Regions from separate parts of the Mus musculus genome. Here region 1 is linked to region 2. A link is a loop called in an ENCODE intact Hi-C map of the cell type or tissue named here. Cell type or tissue: heart. All regions are shown on one strand. Each heading gives the region's core, and the rest is flanking DNA. Links, peaks and the distances in the headings are about the cores only. Region 1 overlaps Gm36140 (a long non-coding RNA gene). Region 2 has its middle 42 kb from the start of 2210417A02Rik.

Region 1 (15,586 bases), core at 2,953-10,952, 55 kb before region 2:
CTGCTGCTTCCCTCCAGGAGTGTCTCTGCCTTGTCCTCACCCTCTCTGCCATGACGCTTTCACCTCAGGCCTAAAGCAATGGAGTCAGCCATGTGCTACAGCTTCTGGTACCGTAGGCTGAATGCATCTTTCCTCCTCCAAACTTTCTCTCAGGCATTTCCACAGCGACAGAAGACTGATCACCACAAGGTTGGTACCTAAGCCACCGTTTCAGACCATGAGAGGACCTTGGGAATGGAGCTGCCTGTGGGAAATTGTGTGCATGTGTATGTGTGTGTGTGTGTGTGTGTGCATGTGACAGTGTTTGTGTGTATGTATGAGTGTTTGTGTGAGAGTGCATGTGTATGTTTGTGTGTGTGTACATGTGACAGTGTTTGTGTGTATATGTGTGTGTGCATGTGAGAGTATATGAGTGTGTATGTGTGTGTGAGTATGTATGTGGCAGAGCATTTGTGTGAGAGTGCATGTGTATGTTTGTGTGTGTGTGTGTGTGTGTGTGAGAGAGAGAGAGGGGGGGGAGGGAGAGAGAGCCAGAAGCAAGTGTTGGACCGCCTGGTACTGGAGTTGCATGTGGTTGTGAGCCACCTAGTAAGGGTTCTGGGAATAGAACCAAGACTGCTGCAAGAGAAGCCAGTGCTCTGAACACTGAACCATGTCTCCAGCCCCCAACCCGGTTCTTCTTATCAAAGAGCTACCAAACTGTCCTTGATCCTTGTGGACATTTTCACTGTAATGAAGAAACCTTGCCTGCCACCTTAAGCCATTTGCATTCAGGGTCTTCTCTCCCTTTGACTAAACGCCATTCTAAAAGCCATAGCCTCCAACGCAGGAAGGATATGGCCACCGAAGACATGCTGTCGTCATCATTGGCTCTTGCTGCCCATGTCCCCATATCCTCACTGCCTTGACTGCCTCCCCTTAGGGTATAGAATCTATACCATAGAGCCTCAGCTCTGCAGAAGGCACAGTGGGGCACTTCACACTGGGCTTCTCATGGAACGCCCGCGTCTGCACTGTGGACAATAGTTAGTGGCGTAATGGCCTTTCCCACAGTTAACTACACAGCCCTTGTTCTTTATGCTCTGGAAGCCGTTCTCTGTGTGGTGGCCTGATTGATTCTTCAGGGTAAGTCTTGTGGCAGGAGCCCTCTGCTTCACAGAACCTGTCTATGGCATTTTTGTTGTGTGATCCCATCACCCTGATAGTGGGTAAAACTCTGATAATTTCTACCTGTGGTGATGGAGAATGCAGGCAGGTAGTTCTCACTCTGAGGCCTCTCTTGCTGCCGGCGAGGGCCAGTGTGAGGTGTCCCTCATAGTCACAAGCATTTGAACACATACTCCCCAGTCAGAGGCGCTGTTTTGAGGGGGGCGGCGGGAGGTGTGCAGTCTTCCTGGGAGAAGTACGCCATCAGAGAGCTTAAGGCTTCATGCTGTTTGCCGTTTGCTCTCTCTGCTTCATGACCACAGTTCAAGATGCGAGCTCTCAGTTCCCTGTTCCTGATGCTTGTAGCCAGGCCTCTTCACCACCACCACCATCACCACCACCACCACCACCACCACACATTTTTACCCCCCTGGATCTGAAAGTCAAAATCATCTCCCTCTCCCTCAAGTTGTCTCAGCCATGGTGCTTTATCACAGGGCTAGAAACATGGCTAATACAGCCAATTACCACCTTGTGCTTTGAGGAGCTGCACACTCTGGTCCTGAGGCAGTCTTTCCACATGTCCAGGGAGTCAGTGCCTCCAGGGTGCTGGAGGCCTTCGTTTTTCTCCAGCCGGGCCGCTGAGTGTAGGGCCCAGAGCCCAGCTTCCCTCAGAGGGAGCAAGCCAAGGGTTAGATGGAATTAGATTTGCCTTCTATATCCTCACCTCAGAAACCACAGTTCTTCTCTTCCAGCACGTTCCAGTGGTGGAGGAAATTGCAAATATCTCCCCCGCACGGGGTGTGCACGGACATGGGAGTTGTGTTTCTGTGGAACAGTGTGGGATATTGACTATGGGCTGGAATACATATTCTTCATGTAAATAGGGGGAAACTGAGCCCATGGCCTTGACCAATTGACTAAATACCCCTTGTCTTGGTTAGGGTTTTACTACTATGAACAGACACCATGACCAAGGCAAGTCTTATAAAGGACAACATTTAGTTGGGACTGGCTTACAGGTTCAGAGGTTCAGTCCATTATCAAGACGGGAGCATGGCAGCATCCAGGCAGGCATGGCGCAGGAGGAACTGAGAGTTCTACATCTTCATCTGAAGGCTGCTAGCAGAGTACTGGCTTCCAGGCAGCTAGGATGAGGGTCTTAAAACCCACGTCCACAGTGACACACCTACTCCAACAGGGCCATACTTTCTAATAGTGCCATTCACTGGGCCAAGCATATACAAACCATCACACCCTTGGTGGGTAACTCAACACCCAGAGTCCACTCTGTCTAGTATTCCTGTCTGCTACATGTGCCGTTACTAAGAGGTGACATGGATGCCACACCCATTGCCTCAGCTATCAGCAAGTGTTAATATTCCCTAGTACTCTATTGAAAAGGAGGTAATTGGCTTTGATCACATCTTACTTCTGCCCAGAGAATCTTTGAGAACCCCTTCACCCCATAACCTTCTCTCTATCATCTCAGGACTGAGAGTCTAGCCAGTGCTGTGAAGTACAGCATCTGATTGGCTGTTACTCAGTGTCACTCAGAGATGGGATCGTGATTAATCCTTCGCACACCATTTCACAGCTCTTCTGCGTTCAGCCAAGGTGTGCAGAGCGTGGAAGCAATCGTCCAGTGTTGTGGCCGCCAGCAGCTCGCAACGTGAACGGTTCGACTGAGAAGGCCGCTCGAGCTGTAAGAGAGGAATCTAGACGGGGCAAAAGAAGAAACGGAGCTAAGACAAATTCATACTGATCAAAGCTCAAATTTTATTGTTGCGACACTAGTTATGAAGGAAGGGGGAGGGGACCCGATTCCCGCCGAATAATCTCGGGTCCAGTAGAAAGGTGCACGTGTGTGGCTCCTCAGGTTCCAGCAGTGGGCGTGGCAGAACGAATGAGCAGGAAGCTCCACCCCGAGCAAGCAGGTTTCAAGCTGGGGGAGGGGAGACTACATCTCCTCCCTATTATTAACAAAATAAAAAAAAAAAAAGAAAAGGCTGGCCTGAGGGGGAAAAATTATCTATGCTCAAATAGTTCTGCCTGGAATCTAGGGCTAAAGAAAAAACTTGCTTTACTGGGATTTTTTAACCTTTTTTATGGTAAACTGTATCTGGCTTAAAACTGTCCTTTCTAGTAAACAACTAACTGAAAGGCCCGGGGCTGCAGGCTCTGACTTTAAGATGCTAATTAGTACTTGGTAGGTAACTTTTTAGTTGATCTCCGCATTTTTGGATGATAGGTGGGAAACAGGGAGAAGGAGTGACCGGCTCTTGTAGTACAAGGCCAATTGGCTTTTTTATTTGGGTGGGAGGCAGTGAAGGGCTTGCCCTTTCAATAGTACGTCTCCAATCTCTCTCCCCCCTATTAATTAAGTTAAATAAGGCAACGCTTAACTGAGGTGATCAAGACAAATTCATACTGATCAAAGCTCAAATTTTATTGTTGCGACACTAGTTATGAAGAAAGAGAGAGGGGACCCGATTCCCGCCAAATAATCTCGGGTCCAGTAAAAAGGTGCACGTGTGTGGCTCCTCAGGTTCCAGCAGTGAGCGTGGCAAAACGAATGAGCAGAAAGCTCCACCCCGAGCAAGCAGGTTTCAAGCTGGGGGAGGAGAAACTACAGTCCAGAGCACTGTAGAGATGGGTATGTGTAGGCTAAGCAAGTTCACGAGCTCGTCTAAGCCCCAGGTCCTCTGTGTGAGCAAGGGGAGGGGTGTATCTGAGCAGGGAGGGGAGGATGCCACCCCTGGAAGCCACAGGTCTGTGAATGAAAGGGGCCAGTCTGATGAAAACCTTTCCAGATCAGCTCATGGTCTCTCCCCAGTCCCCACAGCCCCCAGTTCATTCAGAGTCCTTGATGGCGCTCCACCCCCTGAGATCACTCTCTCTGTCAGCTTACGTCTGACCCTAGGGATCGGCAACCATCCTTTCTCCCTAAGACGGTTGTGCTGAGGACTTTGGCAATGAGTACCCCATTCTCTACCCAAAGGTGTTCTCTGAGTACAGATATTACTGTCACACCATTACACAATGCAGCTAAATATAGAAGTGCAGTAGAATGTCTCCTCAGCATTTGCCCGGGAGGAGAAAGTGGCCCAGTGGCTGTAGAAGATGCAGCAGGAAGGCCTGCGTTCAGCAGCATCCAGAGTTCTGATGCCCATTAAAGCAGCCCAGGAAAAAATGAAGGCTATGGTCCATGGACCAGGACCCAGTGGCCCCTCCCCAGCAGAGTGGCTTCACTCTGAGGGGCTCCTTGGTGTCAGCTCATTAACACTGGACTGCGTGATGGCGTCCTGGTGCATCCATTGTGAAAGAGCTTTTCATTACTTCCAAGAACACATTCGAGAACTTTCTCCCCACCTTCTGCTCTGCTGACCCCTAACCCACTCTTCCTAAGCAAGTCCTGGGCCTTTCTCTTAGGTGAGTGTGTCGAACCCACACCCTGTGCTCTGTTGTTGCTCTTGTGGGTAGCAATTGCCTGCCCTGAGTACAGGTGTCTCAGGTAGGGGGTTAAATGAGCAAAGTATGTCCCTCCAGAAAGGCAGTGTCTTAGTCAGGGTTTCTATTCCTGCACAAACATCATGACCAAGAAGCAAGTTGGGGAGGAAAGGGTTTATTCGGCTTACATTTCCATACTGCTGTTGATCACCAAAGGATGCAGGACTGGAACTCAAGCAGGTCAGAAAGCAGGAGCTGATGCAGAGGCCATGGAGGGATGTTCTTTACTGGCTTGCTTAGCCTGCTTTCTTATAGAACCCAAGACAACCAGCCCAGAGATGGTCCCACCCACAAGGGGCCTTGCCCCCTTGATCACTAATTGAGAAAATGCCTTACAGTTGGATCTCATGGAGGCATTTCCTCAACTGAAGCTCCTTTCTCTGTGATAACTCCAGCTGTGTCAAGTTGACACAAAACTAGCCAATACAGGCAGAGACTGATTTAATATCCACAGACTCTGACTTGGCCCTCTCCCATGATGCTCTAGTTCTCCCATGATGCTCTAGTTCTCCCATGATGCTCTAGTTCTTGTTATCGCTGTCACTCAGGGCCACGAGCCAGAATGTTCAGGCTTTGGCCCCTCTCTGCAGGGTGGGTAGGTGGGAAGGATGACCCCCGCTCCTCACTCCATATGCTGAAGGACATAAAGCAAACAAAAAAGGGTCAGAGATGATAATCTGGGAAAGCTGGGTTCCCACCAGCCCAAACCTACTCTCCTACCATGCCCCTGGTGTGAACGGCACGACCACTAGCTCTAGGGACTGGAACACAGCTTGCATTCAATTATACTTTTGTTGGAAAGAAAAATTAACAGATAAGTGAATGAGTGTGGAGACAGAGCTTTCCAATTAGGTCCGTCACACACTTACACGTCTCCCATAGGGACCCGTACTTGTCTTGACAGCATTCTTTCCTTAGTGCGTGGACAGCCCTTCCCTCTTCTCTTAGAGCACGGGTCTGCCTCTCAGCATGACCCTTGTTCATCCTGGCACTTGTGGTGGGACCCATCAGGGCTGTGCCTGTTAGAGTTTTCAGTGTCATCAGCTGCCTAGGACAGAAGCTGACAGCTTTGCAGAGTGTCTGTAAGCTCTCCAGTAAGTGGCAGGTCACATCATTGCCGTATCCTGTTGAGTCTCTGGGTTGCCATCTTGGATCCTATGAGCTGCTGTTTGGTGGGAGTGTGGGGCCAGGTTGGGTAATAGCATTAGGTGAAGGGAGTCCTGATAGACAGATGGGCACAGGCTTTCCAGTATATGACAGGAATGGCACCTCATCACAGAACCTGGTAGCAGAAGCTGCAGGAAATCAAACCGGTTTTCATTACTCTTAGAAAAAAAAACACTGACATGGTGGAAAGGTAGACCTGGAAAAGGCTGTCAGAGGGTCAGTGAGTGGGGGCTTGTCTCTGTTGATCTGGGCCTGTGCTAGCACAGACTATCACAGAAAGGGCTACAGTAGAGGATGCCTGTTCAAACCCATGGCAGGGTAAAGCAAAGAAAGAAATAGCTTACTACCACTAGACTCTACCTCTTACGGTCCTAATGCTCCCCACAGCGGGATGTGCAGGGGACCAGGCCTTCTGTTAGCAATGGGCTTTGGGGGGAAAACACTCCACATGCCAACTAGAACAGAAACTTCTCTTTACAAAGTTTAATGCATTATTTTAAAGTGCTGACTGGTAAGTGGAATCCTCGCAGGGGCAGTTAGCCTCTCTCCTGCTTCATTTGTCTCTTTTAGGCCAGCTCCTCTGTGCTTAAACAAACAAACAAACAAACAAACACATTTGCTTGTTTTTATTTAATGCGTAGGAGTGGTTTGCCTGCATTTATGTGTGTGCACCATGTGTATGCAGTGCTCAGGGTGGCCAAGAGAGGGCGATGGCTCCCTGGAACTGGAATTAACAGGTGGGACCTGAACATGGATTCCCTGCAAGTGCGGCTCTTAGCGACTGAGCCATCTCTCTAGGACCTCCCCTCCTTTTAATAATGGGAGAAAATAAACCCCCAAACCTGTATGCTATTTCCGCCGTCACTTTTTGCTAATATAGGATTTAAAAATAAGAAAGGAAGCATGATTAGCTGAGTCCCTCGGCTCCTGAACTTTACCTCCCAGAAAACTCAATTTGCTGTTAAAAATTCATAGGTAAATGAATTTCTCTAACCTCATGGCTGTTTACATCTTCAAAGCGAGCCTTCCTGTTTCTGTCTTCCTGTTACCACTGATTCTCCGTTTCTTCCAAGTGAGCTCCCCAGTCTCCAGGCAATCTCTGGGTGACCCTCCCGCAGGAAGCCATTCCTAACCAGTGTGAAGGAAGCACTTGATTTAATTAACACCATCACCGGTTCCCAATAAGGGTAAGATAAACTGAACTTACACCAGGAAAGAAGGAAATTAACGTCACACTACTGGGGCAGGGGAGGGGGACAGAGCAGGGTTCTGAATCAAGAGGCTAAGTGGCCAAACATCTTTAGTAGCCTTCCAGATAATTCTCCAAGTCCTGAGAGCAACACTTTAGTGGAGACTAAGAGCTAAGTGAGACCTGAAGGTAGGAAGTGACTGGAGGCTGAAGAGGGAGTGACGTCATGACCAGGCGGCGGGCTGGCACAGGTAGCTGCCCTGTAACTGATCCCCCGGGGCTGGTCTGGCAAACACTTCCAAGAGTTTTAGATCATGTGTTGTTTAAACCCTGTAACAGGGCCCCAGACCTTAGCACAACTGACTCCTTGGTGGAACTACAACTTAGGCTATAAAACTTGGCTCGTAGACAGCCCCACCTGCCGACACTAAAACAGGGGCCATCAAAGTCCACAGTTCCAGGAAAGCCTGTACCCTTGCTTTGGGCTCCTGATTTCCGCTTGTGGCTGACTGTTCTTGTTAACTGAAGTATGTCAGCCCAGAACATGGCTTCTGTGCTTCAATGCTCTCTCTCACCCTGAGAAAGGCTCAGGGCGACACTGGGATCCGGAACACCCTGGGGAGTTGCCAGCCGGCTAATAGAGACTTTCTATTGGCTTAAAGCCATGTCTGAGCATTATTCTCTGGTGAGCACCCCACATTACCCAGGACCTTCATTTTCTAGAATTACACTTTCGTGGGGGAAGGATCCAGGACATTTACAGTAAAATGTAAACTAAAGAGAATAAAACAGAAGCCCCTTGGCCACAATGCTTAGGGGTAGGAGTTACATGGTGGGACACCAGGTAGCCCAGGCAGGTCATGAACTTGCCATTCATCTCCCTGATTAAACCAGCAACCCCCACGCCCCACCGGTGCTGGGATTAGATTCATGCAACACTGCTCTGCTCAGGCAGGAAGTATTTCTTGCCATGAACAAAGACGGGAAACGGCTGAGGATTAGAAATTGTGGAGCTCAAGCTGTGTGCTTTGCTCTAGGAATTCTTCTCAATGTCCTTAGTCACCTTTAATGACATTTCCAGTGCCCTTCAACTCTATGAAGGAGTAGATTGAAGCCCACCTTCAGTTGCTGTAATAAATCACCACAGACTGGAAATTTTAAAACAAATGGAGACTCACTCATTTCTTAGAGTTCTGGAAGTTGGGAAACCCAAGACTCAGAGGCCACTCCTTGTGAGTGACAACATTTTGCTGTACCCCCCTATGAAGGAAGACGTAACTTGGTGAGACATGGCAAACATGCCCGCTCCAGTCCTCTTCCTAAAGCCATTGATCCCATCAAGGGGCCCCACCCTTGTGGCTTCGTCTAGTTCTAATTACTTAAAGTTTTAACCCCCAAATACCATCAACATAGGAATTTTGAGATTAAGCTTCTAACACGTGAATTTAGGATAATACATTCTAACCACAGCAGGTTCAATCCTGCCCCACAGGGTGAAAAATCTGTGGATGTCCAACACCTGGACAACACTGGGAAACCCACTGCATCTTCTCCGAAGTAAAATCTGGTAAATTCTGTCACCCCGGTGTAGCTCCTGATCCCCCAGCGGAAGACCTCTTGGTCTCCGTTCACATTGATTTTGTGCAAGTCCCGCTAAGGGGCTGCATGTCTACATAGCCTGGCTCTTTCCATGTAGAAAATAAATTCAGATTCAGGAAAGCTTACAGCGATCAAGCAGTGTACTCGACTTGGGAGGAAAGCAATTGCAGGACTCAGCCGCATATTCCGGGCAAGTGTTAGCCCAGGACGCACACCAGTGTGGAGTTTGTTTAGAACACATCAGGGCAAGAGTCTGCCATGCAATCTGCAGCTCCCTAGGAAGATGAGAATGGTGTGTCCAAGTTCACCAGCCTTTCCCATTTGACCGAGACTGGGTCCTTCCAAGACAGTCCTGACAACCCTCCCTGCTGTGGGAGCACTCACTCAATAAGCATCTCCATGGTCCTCAAACTGTGTTACGTCATCAGAGGCCAGAGGGATTGTGGGAAATCATTTAGTCCAGGTTTCCAGGCCTGGGCAGAGCAGAACTCTTGAGTTACAGGAAGCTGCAAGTTTCTCTTGCTTTGCTGTATCTCCATATATGTCCTGTTATCTGTTTTACCCCTTTATTTATTGGTTATGTTTAAATTACACCAAAACTCTGCAGTCTCTCCGTACAGCCTCTCATTCCTTTGCCCAAATTATGCAAATTACTAATAACCCCTGATCTGGTCGCGGTTGTTCTTGATTGAAAAGTAATTGGGTTGTAATATGCTAACCCTTATGCTAGTTGTCCCGGAAGATGAAGAGACCTTAAAATGCACTGGAGAGCCCTTAGGTGGGCAGGATTATGGGCTGGCAAGCTGTGGAGGGAGACAACCAGAACAGGATGGAAATGCCCACATGGCCCGTAAAAAATGTGAAGATGGTGTGTGTGTGTGTGTGTGCTTTGTTTCTTTCTTTATATTTCCTCCTTACAATTTTAAAAACAACAACCACTTCTTAGGAACAGAAAGATAGCATGCTGGGTGTGGGGGTCGGGGAGCCGGAGAAGCATTTAGGGCAGAGACAGGTGAACAAAGCTGGGAGTTTTGGAGCATCTTGCAGGAGGATTATCCCTGGGGATGCTACTCAAAGGCTAGGTAGGTATGGTCTGGTCCAGACGGACCCCTGGCAGAGACCAGGAATGTTGCTGAATCAACTTGCATGTGACAGAGAGAAGAGCAAGTCTAAACTAGACCTCAGGGACAGAAATGAGGATTTGAGAATGTGGTGGAAGGAGTCAGTGAATCACAGCACAAAAACCACAAACACCACGTCATGGCTGGTCTGCATTTCTTTGACAAAGTACATGGGATAATTAAAAAATGAAGGGAGTGCCTATCACCTGCTGTCTAAAGTCCAGGCAGCTCTCTTGTCTGGGGACAAGAGTATATGAAAATGAATCTCCTGAGGAGCCTGCACTCAAGGTCTGCAGGGACCTGCAATGGGGGAGCCCTTCACTGGGCATCCTCAGTGACAAGCAGGGCAGAGGGCTAAGGTGTCAGAAGGACTGCTAAGTGCTCTGTAGAGATGCTCCCAAGAGAGTTGTGATCTCATGTTGGTGATCTCAGGGTGAGTCTGAGACAGGGCCCTCTGTTTGGGAGCTCGCTGGGACATCGCCTGCTCGACACCTTCATCCAATCGCCTCATAGGTGAGCCCTGTGGCAAATTCTGGAATTCCCCTGAAGTGGTGAACTGGCCTTTTCTTTATACTTTGGCTGTTTCCTTTGGGTCTTGAAACCCTCCAAGAAATTATCAAAGATGGAGGATTTCCTTGGCAGACTTACTTCCCCCCCCCCCCCCTAAAAGCCACTGGATATTGTCAACAGAAGAATCCTGTAACTACCAGAGAAACCGGCACCCCTGAATACCGTCAATGGAAGGAGCCACCGGCTAGGGGATATGCTAACAATGTGAATCCAGGGAAGCCACTTCAGAGCACTCTGGTGTTAGCTCCTGTTTGCTAGGAAGCTCCTGGTCCCATTGGCAAGAGGGAACGTGCATCCGGAGTGATAGCATTAGCTGTGCCAATAGACACCTCTGAAATCCCAATCAATGGGTGGAGGTGTGGACTCTGCTTCTACTCTCAAAATTAGGGCTGAAGCCAGCAAACAAACAGACAGACAACAAACAAACAAACAAACAAAATCCTTTGGAATGATCTCAAATATCAGGCGCCGTCACAGGTACAGCTAATCCATGCTCAACATGTTTCCCAGAGGGGCGGGTTTCCAGGCTGCCTGCTAACATTAATTAGCTGTTACCTGAATGCAGGAGAGGAGGGTGTTCGCTGATCACAAGTATTTTTAATTAGTTGTAGGCACAGATGTTTTTCTACCTCCCCACCCCCCCGACTTAGACTTATTTCTTTAATCACAGGTGCTGAAGCATAAAACTTCAAGAGATGAATTTCTGTAGCTACCAGCAGTATCTTCTCCTTGCCACCTATTGGATCAGCGTAAATTTTCCCAAAAGACATGCTCCCCGAAGCCCTTGGAGTCTTGATTATAGCCTAGAAGCCCCCACGCCACCCCCTACAAAAAGCCCATGTGTTGAGGGCTTGATCTCAGGATGGCACTGTGCGGAGGGGTGGAATCTTTAGAAAGGGGCACGTGGGGGAGGGGCTTAGATCATTGAGGGTGTGTCTCTTTCTTTTGCCTCCTGGATGTGAGGCCCGAGGCTTTGCTCCACTGTTGCCAAGGCTGCAATGAGCTGCCTGGTCACGTGACAGGGCCAACCCAACCATGGGCTGGAACCCAAAGTTCCAGAACTGCGGCCCAAATAAACCTTTCTGCTTTGTCTGCTTGTTATCCACAGGCATTTGTTACAGCGATGTCCCAGCCCGCAGGGCACAGTCCTCAGTCAGTTGTTTCAATGGTGGTCTTAAGTTTTCCAACGCAACCCTGTGGGGATTACGCAAGATGCCTGCGAGGCTGAAATCTGCTTTCCTAACAGGGCTCTGTGCAACCTTTATCAGTCCGCCATTTATGTCTAGAAATGTCTGTCATCCACCTTCCTCAGGCTTGGCTCGCTTGTCTTTAAAAGACACCAGGACTGAGTGTGTTCCCAGACCCCTCCTGTTATGTGCCATCAGAGATGATTGCACACTCAAGAAGAGTCACTGAGGGATGGAGGAAGGCCACCCCACCCCTGCTTGACAAACTATCCCTGTGGTTTTTTTTTTTTTTTTTTTTTTTTTTTGGTTTTGGTTTTGGTTTTGGTTTTTCAAGACAGGGTTTCTCTGTATAGCCCTGGCTGTCCTGGAACTTACTTTGTAGACCAGGCTGGCCTCGAACTCAGAAATCCGCCTGCCTCTGCCTCCGGAGTGCTGGGATTAAAGGTGTGCGCCACCACGCCCGGCTATCCCTGTGTTCTTAGTTTCATCTTTGAGTGCTTTTATTACCTCCCTTTTCTGACTGGAAAAATCCTGTTTGTTTTTTCTTCAAGGCTCCGTTCAAATGCTATCTTCTCTCTTGAGCTTTTCCAGGCTACATTCTTGGCCACACACATGTTAGACAGACGGACACATCTGTCTGTCAGGGTCATTGTGCCTGTAAAGGGCTGGTAGAGCAGTCATTACCAAGCCATTTTGAGGTAGGTCATCTGCACCATGCAAGCCAGTGAGAGGACCCAGGACGCAGCCTGTGACATTTCTTCTTTTCTCTGGATCAGACAAACCATCTAGGAATCCGCTGGCTTTTGTCTAAAGTCGGTCATAAGATTTTCACGGGAGAGATGCTCAATATCTGGAGAGGAAGGGGTTACCCCCACCCTGAAGGCACAGGAATACAGAGAATGTAAACAGCTCTTGCTGAGTCCCTCCATATAACAGTCTACTCTTCATCAAATCTAAGTACCAAGACACAAGTTTCTCTGTTTCCTCGGGTCCTCATTTCTAAGGGTTTCCACGTCCTTTACGGCTCACCTTGTTTGCTTTCCTGTGTCAATCTGCCTTTTGTCAGAAGAACCTCAGTCATCATCTAGCTGCGGGACCATAGTGGCCTAGGTTTATGAAGGACACATCGAGGGAACTTCAACCCTGGGTATCTCAAACATGAGGGTGGCAGGACTTGGCTACCTCCCTACTCCTAATCTGGCACCATAAGGCCGGCTCCCCCACCATCAACCCTAGTAAGAATGTATTACGCTGACGGTTATCAGGCCTCACTTCTTGTTTGGCCGTACAAGGTTCCCCCTCCCTCCCATCCCCCACCCATCCCCTCCCAAGACCCTAGAGCTCCTGAGTATGTAGATGAAGCATCTTCTAACACCTATTCCCTGGCCAGTGGTACACAGCCACATAACCTTGCTCCAGAGACCCTGGCCACCTCCCCAGGGGCATAAATACCATGTTCTCCCTCCCGATAAATGAACCAGTTCACTTAAGCTGTTCCTGGGCGTGTTCATTGCCAGAGACTGAGATTCCGCACTACACTAGATACTACTACTGTGTATCTAGCTAAACTTTCCTCCTTCCAGTCCATCTCTGTGCCCAGTGGATCTGGCTACCACGGAGGGAGAAGGGGCCATGGGGCCGTACCCAGCAACCGATAAGGAAGCAGTAGTATTTTTCCCCTCGCATGCACTCGTTTTCTTAGCATCCCTGGGAGAGGAAGATGAAGGGTGGCTCAATTTCGCAAAGCCCTCCGGCTGACTCAAGAGCTCAGTGCTTTGTGAATGTGTTGCATGAACACTGCGCAAACTCTCACATCTAGTGTCACATCTGCTTTTACAAGGTGTCTGCATGAGAAGTGTTGGGGAGGTCTCACAGTCAGCCAGCCACCTACCTTCTGGATTCTAAAGAGCACTGTGAAGGTCAATTCTCAGAAGCCTACACCCTATGCGCGTCTCCTTCTGAGTGCAAATTAATATGTGTGTGCATGTGTGCTTGTGCTCTCACACACACACTGCTCTCTGAACTCTGAGCAGGGGTGTAGTAGGGAGAGCTACTGTACCTGAGGGCTGTACCGAGAGTGGAGTCATCTACCTCCATACCTGGGGGACCAGAGCAGGTAAGATGGTCTCAGGAGCCAGGCCATAATATTCCCAAATGGCAGAAACTCAAGGTGTACCCTGGATGGGTCACCCCCTTGAGAGGACCAGGGACAATAGTGAGGATATCTCAGTGGTCTGTAAGCTTGCCCAGGAGCTCTGAGCAGGGCTACAGAGGGCAGAGGGCTTTCTTCACTTCCCCAAAGCTCTAGTGTCCTATTGCTTGCAGTCCAGGACACAAGTACTCAGGGACAACCCACTCCTGTCAAGCCAGCCTTCTAAGCCTTCTTCCCCGGGGCAGGTAATTTCCATGCAGAGAACAGCTGGGAAGGAATTCCTCATTTCCTTCCCGTATTCAAGAGGCTTGGGCTTCCCCCAACAGAATTCCAACCCAGCTTTTAAATCAATGACTCCAAATGCATCTGGCCATGTAGAAAGCAAAATGAATAGACAGAGTACGCCTGTCCATCCACCATTCCTGCCGACAGGCAGGCAGCTTCTGGAGTGGGGAGGGGGCCACAGGATACCTCCCCTTGCAGCGTGCCTCCATCTCCACAGCAGGAAGGAGCAACCCAGTGGCCTTACATCTAGCTTTGAAGAGAGGAGGAGAAGCTCCACCCGCACCCTCCGGAGCTTACCAGGAAAGGAGCAAGCATCACCCTGTCTAGTACTCCTGGCCACCTGGCCACTCTTCCCAATCCCAGAATTCTTTGCAGGAGACGCAACGCTCCCTGCAAGTTAGGAAGGGCTTTTGGGAAATTCAGTGTCAGGAAGGGTAAAGGGGAGTTAACAGACAAGGCCATCAAGGACACAGAAGACCTGGGGACTGTTTTCAGCAGGGCGGCCCAGGAGTCGGGAGTAAATTACGGGTGCTGTTTTCCGTGGCCCACAAATGAACGGTGTGCCCTGTTGCTTGGTCTCTCTTAGACCGTCCCTGCTGCCCCACTGACCAGGTCCAGATAAAGAAGGCCTGGTCTCTGAGGGTCAGTGGTAGAGAGCTCACCCGTCCTGTGTGGTTCAAGCGTTTTTAAGGAGACACACACCTATTGCTGTGCCAGGGAGAGACAGAGGCTTCTGTGAAGAGAGGAACCTGGCACCTAGGTTCCCCTTTCCTTCCAGTGGCCACTGTGGTCTGTAGTCTTAAAGAGGCCAGATCCGTTTCTGAAGGAAGCAGTCTGTCTGTCTCTCCCACCCCTGTCCCTCCCTTCTTCCTTCCCTCCCATTCTCCTCCTCCTTCTTTCTGTCCCTCCTTCCCTCCCATGGTTCCTACCCTTTCCTCTATCCCTCCCCCCTCCCTCCCTCCCTCCCTCCCTCCCTCCCTCTGCATGTTTCCATCTCCTGACTCTGTCTGTGTTGCAGGGTTGACCCTCCCCCTGACCCCTTTCTCAAGCATCTCTCTTTCCTCAGTTCCTCTTCCGGATTTACTCAGCCACCACAGCCCTACCCCACCTCCAGGACTTTCTGCAAGCCCCCAGACTTCATGAACTCCTCAGCAACCGTCAGAGCCCTCAGGACTCTATGGCTGCCTTCTGCTGTTTCTCCTGACCTCTGCTCCCCATCTGGGAGGTAACCATTTGGACTGTGGAGTATTTAGGCCTCCTTTTATTGTTTGCTTGTTTGGCGGAATTTTTTTGGGGGGGAGGGCGCTCTGCCACTGAGCCTCAGCCCCTCTTCCTCCTGCTATGTGCTACAAACAGGTTCTCACTAAGTAGCTGAAGAAAGCCCTGGCCTTGGCCTCCTGCCCTGGGTTCCTGCCTCGGCCTCCTTGCAGCAGAATGCCTGCACTGTTTGCTTCTGCCTCTCTCTTGCCATTTCAGTCCTGTGGTCCTGCAGCTCAAGGTTTGTCTGGGCAGCTCAGCATCTCTCCCCAAAGTAGCCAAGGCTCTCAAAGGGAACCCTGGAGCCCCAGCCTTCTTGATCTTTCTCTTAGAGACCCTTTCCATGGTAGAGGATGTCCAGAGCGGGAGTGAACATAGATGACCTTGTGGACTTGTCTGCAGA
Region 2 (15,586 bases), core at 4,495-12,494:
AGATGATAACTCACATGGAGGCAGGAATTTCCAAAGATGTAGCTTTGGGGGACAGGACTGTCCTCTGAGCCAAACAGCTGCCACTTTCAGGACCCTCTGCTGAACCTGCTCTCAAAAGATGACAGTTGGGCTGAAGGTCCTGAGTTCAAATCCCAGCAACCACATGATGGCTCCCAACCATCCGTAATGAGATCTGACGCTCCCTCTTCTAGTGTGTCTGAAGATAGCTACAGTGTACTTACCTATAACAATAAATAAATCTTTGGGCCAGAGGGAACGGGACTGGAGTAAGCAGAGGTCCTGAGTTCAATTCCCAGAAACCACATGATGGCTCATAACCATCTGTACAGCTACAATGTACTCATATACATTAAATAAATAAATCTTTTTTAAAAAAAATCACAGTTACTCTTGAGTCCTTATCTTCAAAAGGGACGGGGTGGGGAGGGCCATGCCATCCTCACTGAGTATCCAGACACTCCTTCTAACCAGTCCCATTTAATTCTGCCTTAATTGTGTGAGGTCTGGGGGTTTGGGGAGGGTCTAGGAGCTTTGGTTCTCAACCTTCCTAATGCTGTGAGCCTTTAGTACAGTGAGTGATTTGTGCTATCATGACCTCCCCCAACCATAAAATTATTTTTAGTGCTACTTCATAACTGTGATTTTGCTACTGTTCTGAGTTGTAATGTAAATATCTGATCTGTGACGCCCCCTCCGGGGGTTGAGACCCACAGGTTGAAAACAGATAGAGTAGAGGCTATACAGGCAGGGAAGGACTAGAGGAGTAGTCTACACACACAAGTACGGGGTCAGCCATCATCCATCCTGGGAGGGGAAGATGTTGTCATCTTCTCCAGGAAAGGGATTTTAAGCAGCACATCTTCAACACAGAGGTGTTATTTCTCCACAAATGCATTGCTGCTAAATCCCAGCAGGTACACAAGATAAACCCAGCTTCCCAGAGAGAGAATGTGCCGGAACTGGAGCAGAAGAGGGAGTTTTCTGCTAGAGACACCAAAAGGTCTGGGCGGCGTGGGTGTGTCCTCTTGGATGTGTGCCTGTGACTGTGGTGTGCTCAGGTAAGAAATTAGTCTGCCCCAGAGAGCCCGATAGAGGAAGCTGAAAGGTGCCATTACACGGAGCGGTCACATCCAAGGCACAGCCATCCACTTGGTTCTGAACAGAGGGCTTCAGGGCCACTCAATGACAGGGATCTGTGCTTCTTCCTGCTTCCAAATCTGATGTCAGTGCCATGGGGCAGGGGAGTGCTGGATAAAACAGGGCTGAAGTTAGACCCTGTTTCAACTCCCCCTCCCTCTCCCTTACCTACCCCCCAGTGGTTTCTTTGGCTTTTAATTTTAACCCACTCATTCATCTGTTGTTTTAGGGCTCATTAGAGTTACCCTGGGAGTTGAAAACAATGCCCAAAGCATTTATATTCACACCCGTTGTTTTCAGAGGCATAGGACGGATTCCACTGTACAAACCAGTTGAGAATCAGTGAGTGCAGTGTACTCACCTGCACAGCCCTGAGTCTTAGACCCACAGCCTCATGAATGCACCATCTTGGTGCATTCCTTCAATCCCAGCACTTGGGAGGCAGAGATCTCTGAGTTTCAGGACAGCCTGGTCTACAGAGTGAGTTCCAGGACAGCCAGGACTACGCAGAGAAACCTTGTCTTGAAAAAACAAAAAACAAAACAAAAAAAAAAAAAACCCAAACCAAAAAATAAATAAATAAATTAATAAAAGAAAGCCCGTTCTCCCATCAGCATGAAGTTTTGGCCTGGGAGGTCTGCAGCAGGGCTCCAAGGACCTTCCTGTGACATCTCAGAGTAGAACTTGGACAGACATGGCAAAAGGGGGAGTTGTTGCATTGTATCCCACGTTAGGCAACTGTGGGCAAACCAAGTTCTGAAGCTATTATGTGTAGGCAAGACTTGTGCCTAGGAGGACAAGAGAATGTTCTGGTTGCTGCTAACAAAAGACCGGAGAGTCATGCAGGGGTGGGCTTGGTGCCTGTGTTAGGGGAGAAAACAATCCCAGAACCTAGAGTTTTAGGCCAACGGGTCTCAAACTTCCTAATCCCCTTTAATACAGCTCCTCGTGCTGTGGTGACCACAACCATAAAATTATCTCCATTGCTACTTCATAACTAATTTTGTTACTGTTGTTAATCCTAATGTAAATATCTGTGTTTTCCAATGGCTTTAGGCAAACCCCATGGAAGGGTATTGTTCAACCCTAATATGGGGCTTGGCAGGAAGCCCCTTTGTCTTCTGAGCCTTCTGGACAGACCTGTATTTGCTTTCAAATATATGGTTTAAGTTTAGGCTAGTTTTGGGAACCACCGATCTACCTCGACCCTGCTCCTCACACATGCTCATGGTGACATAAGAGAATATCGCTGCATGCCTGCACAGCTGCCCCGCAACCATCCTGATATTTTCTGAAGACTGAGAGGTTAAGGAAAAAAAACAGCCAAATGAATGAAAGACAGATGTTCAGGTCACTACCATGAGGGGAGCAGATGCCACAGGCCACGAGGGGAGCAGATGTCCCTCCCTGGCCAAACCCTTCAGCCTGGTTGCCTGCCTTCGCTTTGCTCAACTGTGAGGCAGGTTTAATGAGACCCGAAAGCCAGCAGCTGAGTATATTGACAACTAATTAGAAGGTTGGTGGGCTTTGCAAGAGCGGAGGGAGAGTGCATTCCATGGCCACAGTTAGAGAAGAACATTGTATTATCTCAAGGGGCCTCTCAGGCTAGCCGGAGCATCCCCCTGACTATATCACCCCCTTATCCAGCATGCTGGCTGCCTGCTTCTCTGCAAAGGCTAGGTAGGCTTTTCTCTCCTTTGTGGTTCTTAAACCAAGGGCCTCATGCACTAGCCAATAACCCTACTGCTAAGGAGAGCCAGCCAGCGCTTTGCTCTGTAGCTTGAGACTGGGCCTCTCACTAAGTCACCCAGACAGACTGCCTCCAACTCCAGAGCAGCTGAGATCACAGCCCTGCACCTTCAAGCCTGAGTTTTAAAGCCAACTGACAAAGTGCCTCACAATTCTAACTTTTGTTTGCCCCTCTAGGACCTTATAGGCCTGTTGTACAAGGACTGTCCTCCAAGCCAAACTATGACCTTTAGGACTTCAGCTGGGCCTGCTTGTAGTAAGGATTCTGGAATTGTGGCTTCTTTAAAAGAACATGGAAATGTTATAATATGTTTTTGTTTTAATCCCAAGTATGGGAATATGAGGCTGCTTTGGGCTATATGGAGCAGCTGACTATGATTTGCCTAGTGCTCTAGCAGAAGCAAGATTTTGCCAGCTGCAGGTAGTATCTTCAATTGTGTGATGTTTGGAATTCTGAGAACTTTTCAGAGGGTATATAAATGCTAGAGCCCTGAGTGGTGTTGCTGGTGGTTGTTGGTGGTTCAGTTGGGTTGGTTGTGGTATGTTAGTAGTTGTGCTCAAAGAGGAAACAAAAAGAAAGACATCAGATTCAGGGATCTCTATCTCTCTCCCCTCTATCCTTCCTTCAAAAAGAAGAACCCACAAAGTAGCAAAGACCAGCCACATCTGCTCACCAAAGATTGTCACAGTTGGGCTTGTTGACCATTTACTTTCCTTGGAAGGAGGGAATGGGGAGGGTCAAGGGAGCCTTACCTGACCATCCAGCCACTTCTTCAAACCAGTTGTAAGCAAGCCTGCCCTAACTGCACAATGCCTCAGTCCTGGGGCTAGGAGGAGGCTAGAGCAGTGGTTCTTAACCTTCCTAGTGCTGCAAGCCTTTAACATAGTTCCTCATGTTGTGGTGAACCCTCCACCCCCAACTATAAAACTATTTTTGCTGTTACTTCAAAACTGTAATTTTGCTACTGTTATGAATCATAATGTAAATATCTGTGTTTTCTGCTGGTCTTAGGCGAACCCTGTGAAAAATTTTGTTTATCCCCTCAAAGGGATCATGACCCACAGGTTGAGAAGCACTGGACTAGCGTCTATAGGTAAGGAAAAATTTAGAGGAGGGTGCTCCTCCTATTCAGCCCTGGGGAAGTCATTACCCATGTTGGGTACAGACGTCCCAGTGTGGCTGCTTTAAGGCTCCCTCTGCTCCTGCCCATCTGTGCTCCTGTCCCTAATCCCTCATCCGTTGCTCTGTAAGGAAGCCCCATTATCTCACTGGTCCCCAGAGTGAACTATGATGGAATCTCCTTAGTTTGTTGTTGGGACCTTAGGACAGGGGAGGGAATTTTAGTAATAGTGCCCCCAGCAGGATATTCCCAGCTCAAAGCATCACATCTGGCCCAGAGGAGAGATAGCATCATCTCGGTTTGTTTGGTACCCAGCATCCACCCTGTCCTCCACTGCCTGGAAGCCAGGTTCTGCACGGGGTGCTTGCTGCATGTGCTCAGTAGTAATTCTTCTCATTAGCGATATCCCTCCTGTTTTCTCCCACTAAATTAGGAACAGCTATTCCATCCTAATCATATTTAATTTTACACCATTAGTATTCATGCATACTAATTCTTAGGGTCCTGTAAAATAGGCAAGATAGGCTTCATTTCCTCGTGAAGACTGAAGTAAACAGACCCTGAACTAATCAGCCACAGTCAGGAGCTAGAAAGCCTGTTGTTCGGGTTCTGACTCATCTCCTTGACTTCAGAGTACCGTCTCCTTCCCTGAAATCACACTAGTCTCCAAGATGACCGCATTTTCAGACACTGGGGGTGGGGTGGGGATGTTGGGTGCTGTAGATTATAATTTGTAATTAAACACTTAGTGGCAAAGACAGAATAAAGAGAATCAGGGACAACTTTAACATTTGACAGTTTCATTTCCATAAGTCATAAAAATACTTATAAGTCAGTGAGTTAAAATGGGGATACATTATTTTCTGAAGAGACATCCTTGATGACCCAGTCTAGATTCGGTCTGATGGCATTTCCATATTTTCTCTCTTTCCTTCCTGGTGTGAGTCTGTGTGCATGCAAGCGTGTACATGCATGTGTGTGTGCTTGTGTGTGTGCACAACTGTATGTGAGTATGTGTGTGCCAGTGTGTATGTAAGTGTGGGTGAGTATGTGTGATCTAATGTGTTGAGTGTGTGTGAGTGTGTGAACTAGTGTGTGAGTGTGTGTGTATGTGTGTGTGTGTGTCTGTCTCTAGCAGTGTTACATGAATGCTCAACTCTAAGTAGTTAGGCACCCAAATATTGCCACAATCTAGGGCTGGGCAAAGTAGCAGGTGGACAGGAACTATCTGCGTTGTGTATCTCTTGAGGCACTTGCACTACTAGATTGTGGCCCACTTCTTTAAAATAAGCCTTTTAATTGGACATAGTTTGTTTTAACAGTCTCAATGTCCCCAACATGAGTATCTACCTTACTGTAGTCAGTTATGCTGCCTGGTAACTTCTTTAACAATGGCTTTTTCCTGTGGTGTGAGAGTAAATTCTGGGAATACAGCCAGAGGCTTTTCTTAGGAACTTCAATATCTGGGGTTCTATCAACTCCTTCAGGGTTTGTTTTAAAGGCATTTGAGGAAGGATCCAGAGACCCCAGGGCAGTACGACCCCATGTGACCTGCTTTGAAGTGGAGCTTTGCATCGTACTGTGTTAAACGAGCCTGGAATCCTATTTTTACTGTCATACCCACAACATAGACTTAGATTTTAACTTAGCTTTAAGAATATATTCTTTACTCTTTCTGCCCCCTCGGCTCTTATCCCAATAAATCCTGTTTGACGAATTCAGGCCAAGGGCAGTTCTCCCCAGAGATACGAGATTCTCCTTCATCCGGATTGTGTCGTTCCAAGTCCTAGCCGGAGCCAGGTGGTCTCAGCCAAGCCTGGAGCAGCCTGATGCCAGGCCCACGCAGCCTGAATCTTTAAGCAGCCCAGCAACGCGGAGCCTGGGGGTCTGCCAAGGGTACAAGGAGAAAGTCTTTCAAAATGTCAAGCTAACGGCTCTCCCAAGGAGGATGGAGGCGTTGAGAATGGACAGAGGACCAGAAAGAGGTGTTGGTAGAAACTTGGGCTCAAGTCTCTCCACTCCCTCAGTGCAGGAGATTGCATCTTCAGAGAGGAACGGGATACTTGAGCATCTTAGAATGACGCTCGGTGCCCGAGCCGGCCCACTTCTGCTCTGCACAGATGCCTCTGGAAAGAGGTGTCTCCTGGGGGCACAGCTTGCCTCACAGAGATGGATGCCTTCAAAGACACAGTCTTGGAAGGCGGCAGGCGTCTGAGAGGGACAGGGCTGGCATCCGTGCCTGTCTATATTCCAAGCTTTCTCTTTAAGACATCCGCTCTGTCCTCGCCAGTCTTTCCAGAAGATTCCACTCAAACGGAGTGGTTGCTAAGCCCATTCAAAACAAATGTCCAATATTTCTTAATTAGCACAAATGAACTTGACGTACAATATTTACATGGTGCTATTTTTCGTTTACTTTCTTCTTCTTCTTTTTTTAATCAAACAAGAGTTTCATGGTGCTTCACTTTTCTTGTTATGTGCGGTTTTATATTTGAACTGCTCACTGGGCTTGGGGGACTCGGGGCTCTGGCTGCCAGATCTTGTGAGTGAAGGCAATCTGGGATTCTCCTCTTCAGCCTGTGAAGCAAGCAGTCAGGGCCAGATTAGGAGACCTTTCTAAAGGAGAAAGAAGAGGGGAGACACTGTGAACCCACAGACACGCCACAGGAAGAAGGGGAGACAGTACACAAAGGCTATGTGTGGAGATCCAGAGAATTATGGCTGATCTCAAAAGGCAAATACATAGAAAGTTCTAGAAACCTTGGCGTCCACTGCTTCCATTTAAATATTGCTTGGGGCAAGGTTTTTTTTTTTTTGTTTTGTTTTGTTCTGTTTTTTTTGTTTGTTTGTTTGTTTTGTTTTGTTTTGTTTTTCTTGTTTTCCAAAGCCCTTTGTCATAACCAGGATGAAATAAACGGGAGTATCAGGAGACAGCGATTGTGAATGCCTCTCCAGGTACCTGGGGCGGGTCTTCATTATTCTTCCTGTTTTCTTTATCATCCTGTTTCTGTCTCTTCTCTGCAAAATCCAGAGTTCTGGGGGGAGGGGGGTTGTTTGTTTTGTTTTGTTTTGTTTGGAGGCATGAAGAGAAAGAAATGGTCAAGGACCAAGGGTCAGGTGGCCTGGCGGCACAGGCCTCTCACCTTTAGTCCTTTGAAGCAGGAGGGCCACAAGTCCATGTCCATGGCATACCTGAGCAACTTAGTGAGAGTTTGTGTCAACAATTAAAAAGGAAAGGAAAGGGGCTTTGGGTGTAGCTCTGTCTGGCACACACAAGACTCTACTTTGAATTTGCAGTGCTAAATAAATAAATATTTAAAAGAGGGCGAGAGGGGGCTGGTGAGATGGCTCAGCGGTTAAGAGCACTGACTGCTCTTCCAAAGGTCCTGAGTTCAATTCCCAGCAACCACATGGTGGCTCACAACCACCCATAATGAGATCTGACGCCCTCTTCTGGTGCATCTGAAGACAGCTACAGTGTACTTATGTATAATAATAAATAACTCTTATAAAAAAGGGGTGGAGGGCTAGAGAGATGGCTCCGAAGTTAAGAGGACATACTGCCTTTGCAAAGGTCCTAAGTTCAGTTCCCTGCACCCGCATCAGGCTGCTTGCAAGCACCTGTTCTGGCTTCTATATGAATAAAAATAAATCCTCAACAAATAAAAATGAGAAATAAAAGGAAGAATGTTGTAGGGGGTGGTTCAGGAATCTGCATACAAATGCTGAAGTTCTCTTAATTGACCAATAAAGATGCTAGTAGCCAATGGTTGGGCAGAAGAGTCGAGACGTCCAGGTTCACGCAGGCAAGCTAGGAGGCGCAGGAGGAAAAAAGAAGATTCAACATGCTTAGGAGGGAGAGAGAGAGAGAGAGAGAGAGAGAGAGAGAGAGAGAGAGAGAGAGAGAGCTACCAGCCATGTGAGATGGAGTGACCATTGGCCTCTTCCCCAGCTAGGCCTGGGGGTAGCAGGCAGGAGATTACAAATGCAACTAAGCTGAGGTCAGATTTAGGGTGCTGAGCATGAAGAAGGTAACTGTGCAGCTAAGTTGAGGGCAGATTTAGAGGCTCTGAGCTGGGAGTGAAGGTTAGGGCAGGTTATCCCCAGGAGGCTTAGAAGTGTCCAGCCATTGAGCTAAAAGGCATATTAAAAATAAGTTAATGTGTGTGTGCCTGTGTAAACGTGTGTGTGTGTGTGTGTGTGTGTGTGTGTGTGTGTGTGTGTGTGTGTGCGTGTTTCATCCGCAGAGCCAAGGGAAACAGGGCAGGGACTGGTAGCACGGTCTGCCTGGAGCTTAAAGCAGGGTAGTAAAAACTTCATGCAACAGGATGTGGAAGTAAAAATGTTTCTTGAGAACAGCTTAAAGATTAAGGAAGCTGAACTTGCGCCTAGACAGCAGCCACAGTAACAGGAAATAAGCACACTGTCCACTTCCGAGGCACTTCCTATTTCCAGCTGTCACAGTGACAATGTCATTGTGTGACGCCCATTGTGTGAGGGTCACAGTTCTGTGCAGCTCAGGACCTTGGGTGCTGGATATCTTATCTTTTAAGCTTATTTATTTTTTTACTTTATGTTTATGAGTGTTTGGGCTGTATGCATGTCAGTGCATGACATACATGTCTGGTGACAGAGAAGGCTGGAAGGCGGCTTTGGATCTCCTGGAGCTGGAATTGCAGGTAGTTATGTGGGTGCTGGGAATCGAACTCAAGTCCTTTACAAGAGCAACAAGTGCTCTTAACATCTGAGCCATTTCTCTAGTTCTTTGGAGGACATTTTAGAGATAGACTATAGGAAGAACTGTCAATACAGGTTCAACATCCCAGAGGCCCTAGGCTAGTGGTTCTCAACCTGTGGGTTGTGACCCCCCCCCCCTGAGGGTTCAATGGGCCTTTTCACAGAGGTCTCTTAAAATTGTCAGAAAACACAGACGTTTACATTATAATTCATAACAGTAGCAAAATTATAGTTATGAAGTAGCAACAAAAAATAATTTTATGGTTGGAGGAGTCACCCCAACATAAGGAACTATATTAAAGGGTCACAGCATTAGGAAGGTGGAGAACCGCTGTCTTAGGCTCTGTGAGGGAGATCCTTACATTGTAAACAAAGTATCCGGGATTCACAGTTCCATGCTGGAGGCCATACAACCCCAGAGCTCTTAGGATGCTAAGGTGCCCTCTGCTGCCTCCTGTGGACTACGTGATAGGTAATGCCAGAGATTAAAAAGCTGAGTGTGCTTGTTAAGGGTGGGCTGTGGGGAGTTTGGTGGGGGTGGAGTTTCTGTTTAGGAAGATGGATGAACGCGTTCAGGGTAAGGATGGTAGGGATGGCCGTGGCTGTAGCAACAGTGTGACTACAATGACCATTTTTGCACTTAAAATGGCCCGGAAATGGCAAAGTTGAGCTCTGTATATTTCAATACGGCAAATATAAGACATGAAGAAACATTTTTGGTGCTGGTGACTTACAATGGGTTCATTAAAATAAAATACCGAGATGAAAATATTCATTTATGCTAGCCAGATATAGCAACGTATGATTCTCTCCTAAACCTTCCTTCGAATTTATTGTTTGAGAGTATAAATTTAGGGCTTGAAATAGGTGAGTCCCTTCTCTATACAGCCATTTTACTTAACATTGTATTTCCCAAACAATGGAATGTATTTTTAAACACAATCCAGTGCCCACGTCGTTGTTGAGGTATAATTCATTTCACCCTTTTCTAATTCAGATATGTGGGTTTTCCCTGACGTTCTGTGTGGTAGATACCATACAAGTGTGAATGTTACCATTCTGAGCTTTGCCAGGTTCTGCCTGCTTCCGGAGTACTGGCTTCTTGGGACAGGGTCACTGGGTCAAAGGGCAGGCTGTTGATTTAAACGGCTGTTTTACTTGTTTCTTTGCGCCTGTGAGTCCGTGGTCCTCTCCTTTGTTCCTTCAGGGACTGTGTGAACTATGCACAACTGCACTGGTTGGCTGTACCATTCTCACATTCCTGCGTTTGAATAGCTCCCTGCCAGGAAGCTGTGGTTGAACTCTTGACCCATCCCTAAGGTTGAACCTAGCCATCTGCTGCTCAGAAGAGAGGCCAGACACTGTTGGGTTCTGTGTGTGTCCTGGTTCCTGGATCACACAGGAAGGCAAAGAGTTGAGAAGGAAGTGAAGCTACCCCCTGGGACACGCCCACCTGGGACACGCCCCCTCGCTTGGCTCTAGCTTTGTCCTAGCTTCTCACTATTCGGTCTCAAACACTCTGTTCAGGAGCAAGGACAATGGCCGTTGGGAATTCCTTGGAGGCTGATGAAATGGGCCAATGTAGCGTTAATGGCGCTGATCTGGGCTTCCTGCCTCATGTGAGCTAACATGTTCAGATTCACCTTCCTGCAGGAGAAACGGCAAACCTCTGACTTGGAACCAGAGCTGTCTTTTAAGAGTTTCAATGGAGGAGCTAGAGAAAGTATCCAAGGAGCTAAAGAGATCTGCAACCCTGTAGGTGTAACATTATGAACTAACCAGTACCCTGGAGCTCTTGACTCTAGCTGCATATGTATCAAAAGATGGCCTAGTTGGCCATCACTGGAAAGAGATGCCCATTGGACAGGCAAACTTTTTATGCCCCAGTACAGGGGAATGCCAGGGCCAAAAAATGGGAATGGGTGGGTAGGGGAGTGGTGGGGGAGGGTGTGGGGGACTTTTGGGATAGCATTGGAAATGTAATTAAGGAAAATACATAATAAAAAAAAAGAGTTTCAAATGTCCCTGGGGCTTTTTGCAGGATCTATTGCCCTTTATTTCATTATAGCTCTGCTGGAGAGCTCCCCTCACCACCCACTGCCAGTCCCCAGATTCCAGCTTAAATGTGACTTCAACTGACTGGTGACCGGCTCAGACAAGATCAACGTTCCTTATCTATTTTTCCCCCTTGATAGTTTTGACAACTTCTATTTATACTAATTTGCCTAATTGTTGATTCATGTATCATTTAGTGTTTTCATTCAACAACAACAACAAACAAACAAACAACATTTTAAGGGCCTCTGTGTGCCAGGGAGTGTTCTATTTGCTGGGATGCAGTGGTGAACCAAACAAATTGTGTGTACCTCCTGTGGCCACAGGAGTCCACTGGGAAATAAACAGATGTCTAGACAACCAGCAATTCACAGTCCACTCCATAGCCAAGAAACTATTGGAGTGGAGAGACATCAGGAGACCATGACATGCTGACAGTCATCTTGAAAACCAGACAGAGAGAGGGGAGCTGTCCTCAGCTAAGTGCAGAAGAATTAGGGATGCCCAAGCAGGCAACACACCTACACTCTGGAGCTGTTGGAGAAAGTGCAAGGTAGCAGCATGTGGGGGTGCTCAGAGGGGCAGTGTCTTAGCCAGGGTTTCTATTCCTGCACAAACATCAGGACCAAGAAGCAAGTTAGGGAGGAAAGGGTTTGTTCAGCTTACACTTCCATGTTGCTGTTCATCATCAAAGGAAGTCAGGACTGGAACTCAAGCAGGTCAGGAAGCAGGAGCTGATGCAGAGGCCATGGAGGGATGTTCCTTACTGGCTTGCTTCCCCTGGCTTGCTCAGCTTGCTTTCTTTTAGAACCCAAGACTATGAGCCCAGGGATGGCATCACCTACAATGGGCCCTCCACCCTTGATCACTAATTGAGAAAATGCCCCACAGCTGGATCTCATGGAGGCATTTCCTCAGGGAGGCTCCTTTCTCTGTGATAACTCTAGCCTATGTCAAGTTGACACACGAAACCAGCCAGTACAGTCAGTGTGTGGGGGGGTGTGGGGGTGGCCATGAGGAGGACAGATGGACACAGCCAGAATGTGTAGCAGGATGGTGACCCGGAGCTATGTGCATGGAGCTAGAAGGCAGAATGTGACCACAGAAGTTGGTGGTGGGGAGGCAAAAGGCATCCTGGACCTCATGTTCTAGCTGCAGCCGGATGCAGTAGATGGAGAATTAGAAAACCTGCATCCAAGTTGGGAGGCGCCTGAGCTGTACAGGAAGAGAGGAAAGCTGGGGGGATGGAGACGGTTTCTGAAAATTATTTTATTATGTTTATTTGGTGTGTGCCCATGCTGTGCACACTGGAGCACTCTGTTCACAGGTCAGAGGACAACTTGCAGGGGTCAGACTCAAGTCAGCAGCCTTGGCTGCAAGCACCTTTATCTGCTGAGCCATCTCACTGCCTTGGGGTTGTGGGATTTTGTTTGTTTGTTCTGCTTTGTGTTTTTTTTTTTTTAAGCTAAGTGAGGGTGAACTCAAAATGGGTATCTTTCTCCCTCTCTCTGTCTCTGTCTCTGTCTCTGTCTCTGTCTGTCTCTCTCTCTTTCTCTCTGTCTCTTACTGTCTCTGTCTCCCTTTTTTCCATTTGTGATCCTGACCATTTTTTAACCTGCAGGAAGTATGTTCTCTTCCTCTTGTTTATATATATATATGTGTGTGTGTGTGTGTGTGTGTGTGTGTGTGTATTAGTTGCTTATATATGCATGTTAGCATTAAACCATTGATTCAGAAAATTAACTTGGTTTAAATCCCACTTCTGTCTTCCAACATATTGCCCGTTTCTCTCCCTTCTGTGTCACTGGCAAGCTGGTGGAATGTCTCCCTTAACCTTAAATTGTTGGTAAAGCCCAGCATGCAAGAACAAGGTAATTACAGGCCATGTCTTATCTCTAAGCGTGAGTCTCCGAATTCTAGCCGACAAGCTGCATCACACCAATGTCCTCCCACTGAGACTAAATTTTTCTTCCTCTGTTTTTTCTTCTTCTCGGGATGGAGATCATGAGATCACTGTAAACGGCTTCCTAAAACCCTGTTATCTTTGTCTGGGCTGATCCCTTAATTTCAGAGTGGTTAAGTCATGGGGTTGGAAGCACACAGTAGACAGCCCTTAACACTTCAGTCCTCCACCGAGGATGGGCACAGTCTCCTCACAGTCATAATTTGAGTCCCTAGGGTGGCCGATGACATTGCCTTGGCTGGAAATCTAAGTCCATGTGACAAGGTTTCAGCCACTCCAAGAGAGAACCCTGCTGGCTCCTACTGGTTGCTGTCTGCTTTTGCTCCAAATCCGTTGAATAACCCTTTTCTTGAATGTCCAGGGTGAGATCTCTGGAGCAGATGTATTACCTTCTAGAACACAAAGATAACCCACGTGTGGTACTGGAAATGCAATGGGCTACTCTCTGGAAAAAGTCTATTAAAAACTGTGAAAGACTGAAAATAGAATGATGTTCTTTAAGGAATGGTAAAGATTTTTGGCGAAAGAAATTCTTTCAATTTCATACAGAGAGGGGTGTTGTGGGGGGAGGGGGAGAGGGGTCCTGGAAAAGGTTTTTCAGTTGCAAGTGACTTGCTTTGTTGGACAGGTCCAGGGCCCATCAGAACAGCTGCATCTGAACAGCTGGATCTGGAGTCTCTGGAAGAGTGAGAAATTTCTTCCCATCTCTCCAGTGGGCCTGACAGCTAACTCTTTCCTCAAGACAGCTTCCCAGAGCTGACTTTAATCCATAATTCCAAAAACATCTGATTAGAGGAGATGAGGTTTCCACTAGACTATTAAATAGAATTGCCAGAGTCAGCAAAACAAAATTGAAAAGTCTGCTTGGTCTACTGGTCACCGATAAAATGCAAGACAGAAACAAGGGGGGCGGGGGGTGTTATTTCGACCTGCTTCTTCAGAGGAGTCAAGTGTGCTGGAGCAGGCAGAGCCGTGTGGTAGCAGGGGTCTGTGGCAGAACACAGCATACGTTGCAGAAGGCCAGGAAGCACAGAGAGAGTTGACAGCCAGAGATAATATTCCACCTAGACTCGCTCCCCAGGGACTTAGCTCCTCCAGCCAGGTCCCACCTCTCAGGTTTTCACCGTCATCCAAAACAGCACGCCACGGATCCAGAACCAAGGGTTCAGATGCGTCCAAACCATAACAATGTCACATTAACCTTGAAATTCCTGAGTATTATAAAGATTATTTTTATAATATCGAATAAAAATATTTTTGAATTTCACAATGAACAACAAATAATTTCTTAGCAGTGTCTCATGAAATATCTGGCATGTAGAAGGAACGATTTGTTTGCCTGAATTCAAATTTTTAATTGGGCTTTTAGAAGTAGCCTGCATCAGGCTGTAGAGATAGCTTAGTGGTTAAGAGCGCTGACTGTTTTTCCAGAGGTCCTGAGTTCAATTCTCAGCAACCACATGGGAGCTCACAACCATCCGTAATGGGATCTGAAGCCCTCTTCTGGAGTGTCTGAAGATAGCTACAGTGCACTCACATACATAAAATAAATAAATAAATCTTTAAAAAATAAAATAGCCTGCATCTTACCTGGCAAACTCTATCTCTATATCAATCCAGGTGGCCCGGTGGCCAGGCAGACAGAACTCTTATCTGGCCTGAGTCACTTAGCCATAGCCTAGATCCAAGGGGTGAGGTCAGACTGACCTGACTCCAGGGACTGGGTGTTAGGAGGGGTAAAGCTCCAGGCAGCCTCAATCCTGTGCTACTTAACCTGAGAAGACAGCTCACTGCTGGGCCAGCCTGAGTGTCCAGGCGAATTATCCCATGTGGTCAAGAGACAGTAAACACCAGATGCTGGTAGATCTCGGGGTGGAGTTTAATGCCGGTCGATCATTTACAGTAAACTGCTTTTAATAAGTAGACACACACTCTGAAAGAATGGAAGGAAAGCATGGAAGATGCATAAACTAGCAGTCTAGCTATTTACCAGCGCTGTCAATATTGTGTACTGGACATAATTATATGTCCTAGGCTCAGATACATCTGGCAGTGTAGCCGGCGGGTGGATGCCAGCAACCCATTAACACACACCGTCTTGTGACCTTATGATGTCTGTGGCATCACACCAGGAATTTCCCAGAATCCCTTAAACCTTATAGGATGGAGATCACACGGATCATCAGCTGTTGACGGAAACATCAGATATGCTGTGAGTCTGCCCTAGACAGTCAGGCTGCTGTGGAGACTAAACATAAACCCAGACAGCAAGAAGGCCGAGGTGAAAGAGAACGGCATTCTTGTAAACGTGTCCTGCTTCCCCGACACCCCCTGAACACAGAGTCTTTCCGTCTGCTTCTTCTGGATCCCATGTGCATTATCAGCCTGTGGGCTCCTGTCTCCTCCACAATCCCGTTGCAAGGCACAGGGCGAATCTTAGTGTCAATGACCGAATAGCGGAATGAAGGACACACAACCCGTTCATTCCTCTGCAGCAAAATTTAATTATTCCTAGGATACAGGCTTCTTCTGACAAGACCCTCAGAGCATCTGTGTACCATGATGATGTTCTGGTGGCAGCAGGGCAACAGCAGGAGCTGCCCCTGGCTTTCTCGCAGCGTCTTCGGAAAACACGCCATTAAAGCTGATGCTATGTGTGGGCAAGAGAAACGAGCGAGCGTCAATACCCCGATTTAGGATCTCTGTATAAGGAAGCTGGATCCTCAAAGGCAGAGCCACTCTGTCAAGAGCACAGATAGAGTAGATGGAAGCTGGCTGGCTGGGGTCCCTGTGTGGAACTGGC

What was found. A loop is a pair of places that touch in the nucleus more often than their neighbours do. Peaks named below come from ENCODE experiments on the same cell type or tissue, not always from the same donor. Only the 100,000 strongest peaks of a DNase experiment are listed, where the experiment ranks them.
Region 1: a loop joins it to region 2, with 4 times the contacts of the local background. A loop is called at or near these places in 2 of 42 quality-filtered maps.

The regions. Positions count from the first base shown.
Region 1 is chr5:148,638,022-148,653,607 of GRCm38, forward strand. It overlaps Gm36140 (a long non-coding RNA gene), which reads left to right. Exons shown (of 4, transcript XR_868716.2): 3 at 18-189; 4 at 2,744-2,844. Among named protein-coding and RNA genes, the nearest start is that of Gm36140, 12 kb to the left of the region's middle. In heart, for the core only: a CTCF peak has its summit at 6,494 (motif pointing right); DNase peaks (open chromatin) are centred at 7,550 and 7,920.
Region 2 is chr5:148,691,974-148,707,559 of GRCm38, forward strand. No RefSeq gene overlaps it. Among named protein-coding and RNA genes, the nearest start is that of 2210417A02Rik, 42 kb to the right of the region's middle. In heart, for the core only: a CTCF peak has its summit at 9,221 (motif pointing left); a DNase peak (open chromatin) is centred at 8,438; H3K27ac peaks cover 706 bases.